Regions from separate parts of the Mus musculus genome. Here region 2 is linked to region 1. A link is a loop called in an ENCODE intact Hi-C map of the cell type or tissue named here. Cell type or tissue: left cerebral cortex. All regions are shown on one strand. Links, peaks and the distances in the headings refer to the core of each region. The heading gives the core; the rest is flanking DNA.

Region 1 (2,922 bases), core at 138-2,637:
CAACAACTCTGGAAATCAGTCTGGCGGTTCCTCAGAAAATTGGACACAGTACTACCGGAGGATCCAGCAATACCTCTCCTGAAGATGCCCCAACGGGTAAGAAGGACACATGCTCCACTATGTTCATAGCAGCCTTATTTATAATAGCCAGAAGCTGGAAAGAACCCAGATGCCCCTCAACAGAGGAATGGATACAGAAAATGTGGTACATCTACACAATGGAGTACTACTCAGCTATTAAAAAGAATGAATTTATGAAATTCCTAGCCAAATTAATGGACCTGGAGGGCATCATCCTGAGTGAGGTAACACATTCACAAAGAAACTCACACAATATGTACTCACTGATAAGTGGATATTAGCCCCAAACCTAGGATACCCAAGATATAAGATACAATTTGCTAAACACATGAAACTCAAGAAGAATGAAGACTGAAGTGTGGACACTATGCCCATCCTTAGAATTGGGAACAAAACACCCATGGAAGGAGTTACAGAGACAAAGTTTGGAGCTGAGATGAAAGGATGGACCATGTAGAGACTGCCATATCCAGGGATCCACCCCATAATCAGCATCCAAACGCTGACACCATTGCATACACTAGCAAGATTTTATTGAAAGGACCCAGATGTAGCTGTCTCTTGTGAGACTATGCCGGGGCCTAGCAAACACAGAAGTGGATGCTCACAGTCAGCTAATGGATGGATCACAGGGCTCCCAATGGAGGAGCTAGAGAAAATAGCCAAAGAGCTAAAGGGATCTGCAACCCTAGAGGTGGAACAACATTATGAACTAACCAGTAGCCCGGAGGTCTTGACTCTAGCTGCATATATATCAAAAGATGGCCTAGTCGGCCATCACTGGAAAGAGAGGCCCATTGGACTTGCAAACTTTATATGCCCCAGTACAGGGGAACACCAGGGCCAAAAAGGGGGAGTGGGTGGGTAGGGGAGTGGGGGTGGGTGGGTATGGGGGACTTTTGGTATAGCATTGGAAATGTAAATGAGCTAAATACCTAATAAAAAATGGAAAAAAAAAAAGAAAAAGTAACAGACTTGATCTAGCTCTGCAGAGAAAAAAGAGTGGGAAGAGGAGGGAGGAGGGAGGAGGGAGGAGAGGAGAGATGACATGACAAGAATGAGACAGAGGCTGTGACTGGATGCCAGGCCTGCAAGATTTTCAGAGTGAGCTACATTTGCCAACCTGACAGCAGGAACATGGCCCAGCCTTTGGATTTTCTATTGGTTTCAATCTGCCTGTTTCACAGCCTTTTCAGTTTTCAAGTAGAAGGTAAGGGATGAAGTGAGTATGGCTGGGGGTGGGTTTTTGATGAAGCAGCCTAGTACATCATTGCCATATGTAACAAACTCTGAGATTTCCTGTAGGGGAGAGGCCACCCTGACTTCGTGTGTTCTATTAAATGAAAAGGCATGTTTTCTCTTGAAAATAGGATCCTCCAAAAGGTTCAAAGCTAGCAAGATAAAACTGAAAGGGGAGAAAGAATAAAAACTCAAATTGGGATATTCTCCAGCTAGAAATCATACCACAGAATAAGTTCTCTATTTATTTTGATGTTTGAAATGCTTACATAAGGAGAAAAGGAGACAGTTTTGGAAAGCCCATTTTATTTCCTTATCAAAGTCGTGTTGTCTTGAGTGACTCTGAAATGGCTATTTAAGCAAGGATTCCATTCTGGTTTCTGTCTTAGTGTTGTGAGCATTAGGCAGAGCTGTGCAAATTACTTTTTATGGAGTGGTTGAGAGTATATACTCATTCAAGTACTCCTCAGCATGTCTTTGCATCTAAGAATAATTAAAAGCCAGAGTATTTAAAAGTGAAAGAGAAAAAAAAAGGAGGAGAAGATTCTCTTTGTATAACCACTTTTCTATTAACTGCAATTCCTATTTTATGATTATTGAAAGGCAACACTTTTGCCATAGCTATGTATTTTTAGTTGAAAAATTTAAATAGTATTTATTTGTGTATGTGAATATACACTTGGATATCATAGTGTGCATGTAGAGATCAAAGAAAAACTTGCAGGAGTCTGTTCTCTCCTCCACCATATAGATTCCAGGGGACCAAACTCAGGTCATCAGGCTTTGTCAGCAAGCACTTTTATCCTCTGAGCCATCTTGCTGGCCCATTTCTCTCTTTTACCTCGTACATAATTCAAGAAGCTACTTAAGATGTTTGCAGCCCCATAAGAGGAACAACAATATGATCCAACCAGTACCCACTCAGAGCTCCCAGAGACTAAACCACCAACCAAAGAGTACACATGGAGAGACCCATGGCTCCTGCTGCATATGTAGCAGAGGAAGGCCTTGTTGGTCATCAATGCTAGGAGAAGCCCTTGGTCCTTTGAAAGCTTGATGTCCCAGTGTAGGGGAATGCCAGGACCAGGAAGCAGTAGGGGTGGGTTGGTGAGCAGGGGGAGGGAGGATATAGGGGGCTTTTGGAGGGGAAACCAGGAAAAGGGATAACATTTGAAATGTAAATACAGAAAATATCTAATTGGAAAAAAAAAGATGTTCCTAAGACCTTTCTACTTTTAGCATCTGGCCTTTTAGGTTATTGACATCTTATTCCTCCATATATTATCATCATCATCTCTGCTATATAAAGTGAGATTCCATGGATCCTGGGTATGTTATCCTGTACTTAGAATGATACAGTGATATTTTACTTTTGGTCATATAACTGTTGTTTATTTATGATCCTCCTTTAGACAGTTTATGAACATTTGCTTCCTAGAGTTACAAACACTACCATCAGTGCCTTTTCCTCCAAAGACATATTTTTATGTATGAGTGTTTTACCTTCATGCATATATAAATACCATGTACATGTCTGGTGACCAAGGATGGTGGAAGATATTCCCTGGAACTGGAATTACAGACAGTTGTGAGTTGCCTTGT
Region 2 (2,922 bases), core at 178-2,677, 56 kb before region 1:
AGCCAGAAAAGGCAGTCCAGTTAGAGGAATAGGATCCACAGGCAGGCAACAGAGTCAGGAACAGTCCCCACTCCAGTTGTTGGGGGACCTCCATTGAGACCAAGCTACACATCTGCTACATATGTGTGGGGACCTTGGTATAGCCCATGTATGTTCTTTGGTTGGTGAGTCATTCTCTGGGAGACCCTAAGAGTCCAGGTTAATTGTTGGTATTCTTGTAGAATCCTTATTCCTTCTGGATTCCTCAATCCTTCCCCCAATTCTTCTACAAGACTTTTTGAGCGTGAGTCTCTACACATGTTTTGGTCAGCCGCTGGGTGGAGCCTTTCAGAGGACAGTTATGCTAGGCTCCTGTCTGCTAGCATAACAGAGCATCATTAATAGTGTCAGGGGTTAGAACTTACAGGCCGCTGGAGGCATTACTTTGAAATTAAATTGCCTCCTCCACTTCTGGTTTGCTTTCTCTGTTTTGTATTTATGGATCAAGATGTGAACTGTTAGCTTCTCATTCCAGCCACCAGGCTGTCTCTGCCATTATGGAGTCTCAACTGTAAGCTTCAAGAAAACCTTTCTTCTCTAAGTAACTATGGTCATGTCATTTTATCACAGCAACAGAAAAGTAACTAAGGCACACAGTGAAGTTGTGTGTTCATGTTGAAACCCATGGAGACATACCAATATTTCTTTTTTTATGGATTTATTTATTTATTTATTTATTTATTTATTTATTTATTTATTATATGTAAGTACACTTTAGTTGTCTTCAGACACACCAGAAAGGAAAATCTGATATCATTACAAATGGTTGTAAACCACCATGTGGTTGCTGGGATTTGAACTCAGGACCTCCAGAAGAGCAGTCAGTGTTTTTAATCACTGAGCCATCTCTGCAGCCCCATACCAGTATTTCTGACTATAGCCCTGAGTTTCTTTCTGCTTTTACTCCCTATTAGCATTGCCCTTTTTCAACAGCAAGAGACCTGGCTCCTGTTAGGCCACAGTCCTTCTAGTTGCATTCTTTCTCTCCTAGAAATCAGGCCCCACCTTTTAATTTTGGGACACAGATGATTTTAAAAAACCTCTAAGCTTATAGCTTCTTATCTTTACAGTTGTGAAAAAGCTCAAGACAACCTAGAGTTGTAGCTAGTTTTTATCAGTGCCTTCTGGATTATGTCTGTAGGCTAGGTTAGGTTACTGTGATGGTTAGCTTTTATTGTCAACCTGAGATAATCTAGAATTACCTAGGAAGGGGGAACCCTAATGGAAGAACTGTCTTCATCAAATTGCCTTGTGGCTATGTCTAAGAGTAACTGTCTTGATTAATGATTGATGTGGAAGGGTCCAGCCCACTGTGAGTGGTGCCAACCCTAGTAGGTGGTTCTGGCCTATATAAGAAAATTAGCTGAGCTTTAGCCATAAGAAGCAAGCTCACAAGTAGCTTTATTTCACAGTTTCTGCTTGACTGCCTGATTCCATAAGAGATAGACAGGTACCTGAATATATATGCCAAATAAACACTTGTCTCCCTAAGTTGCTTTTGACCACGATGTTTTATCACAGCAAACCAGAATTGATAGGTCACATAGTATAGAGATTGTCTACCTCTTCAACAAAACTTACTGTAGAATCTTTTCTTTTTTGGATATGAAGGGAACAGAGGGACCTAGAGATTTTCATATCTACCCCGCAGGGCCTTCATGGCTGCTTATGGTAATGATAGTATATATCTTCTAATTGTTCTCCTATTCAGGACTCCAACATGGATGCCTATGGTCGTAATGCTATCTCTCCTACTAAGAGCTCTCTCTTGCATGCCTATAGCTATGAGCCCATTACTTTCCTAATAAAGCCCCTTGGAAGGATAATCTCATACCTGTTCTTTTTTGTGAACTCACACTCCTTTATAATAGCTCTAAATTCTCAATATAACTATTCTGTCTTCTGCATTGTCTTTCCACCCCTGTGGAGACACCCTTTTCACCCTAGTTTTGAACTAATACTCAACATCATGAGTAGACATTCTTCAGACTGTGGTGAGTTATAATATTTTATGCAAAATTTCCATTGGTAGACTCCATCTTAGTCAACACCCTCAAGCCATACCCTGGATGGTGCCTTCCCATCATCTACATCTCTCATTTCCAGGACCCATGTACTACTATCCAGTTTTCTATTACTGTTACAACATGTTTGAAGCTAGGAACTGAATAGAGAAAATATGCTTATATAGCTCAAAAATTTATATGTTTGAAAGCATGGTATTATTAGCTAGATATTGGTGAAAGCCTCCTTGGTTGCATCATCTTGTAGAAAGATAATGGAGGGAGACATACTAGGTAGAGGGGAGAGAGAGAGAGGGAGAGAGAGAGAGAGAGAGAGAGAGAGAGAGAGAGAGAGAGAGAGAGAGAGAGAAACAGTGGGTGTGGTGGTTTGAATATGCTTGGCTTAGTGAGTGGCACTAGTAGGAATTATGGTCCCATTAGAGGCGATTTGACCTTGTTGGAGGAAGCATGTTATTGTGGGGTGAGCTTTGAGACCTTCATCCTAGGTACCTGAGGACAGTCTGCTCCTGGATTCCTTTCTATGAAGATGTAGAACTCTCAGATCCTCCAGAATCATGTCTGCCTGGATGCTGTCATGCCTCCTGCCATGCTGATAATGGATTGATCCTCCGAAACTATAAGCTAGCCTCAATTAAATGTTCTTTTTAAGAGTTACCTTGGTCTTGGTGTCTCTTCACAATAATGGAAACCCCAACTAAGACAGTGAGACAGTAAACCAGACCCTGGGGAATGGTCAGGGTCATTATTTTGTAAGGTAAAACCTTTTGAGAGAACTAAGAGTGGTTCCCATGAAAAAATGCCTTAATCCCTTACTAGGATATCGTCCATAATGACTTCCCATTGAGGACCAAGTTCCCAA

The links. A loop is a pair of places that touch in the nucleus more often than their neighbours do. Peaks named below come from ENCODE experiments on the same cell type or tissue, not always from the same donor. Only the 100,000 strongest peaks of a DNase experiment are listed, where the experiment ranks them.
Region 2: a loop joins it to region 1, with 2.8 times the contacts of the local background. A loop is called at or near these places in 2 of 42 quality-filtered maps.

What each region holds. Positions count from the first base shown.
Region 1 is chr7:13,449,696-13,452,617 of GRCm38, forward strand. Bsph1 (binder of sperm protein homolog 1) reads left to right here and starts at 1,146. Exons shown (of 5, transcript NM_001033418.4): 1 at 1,146-1,291. The coding sequence starts at 1,219. In left cerebral cortex, for the core only: no CTCF peak of the experiment used is centred there; a DNase peak (open chromatin) is centred at 1,210.
Region 2 is chr7:13,393,597-13,396,518 of GRCm38, forward strand. It overlaps a transcript of Cabp5 not described here. Among named protein-coding and RNA genes, the nearest start is that of Cabp5, 3.1 kb to the right of the region's middle. In left cerebral cortex, for the core only: no CTCF peak of the experiment used is centred there; no DNase peak of the experiment used is centred there.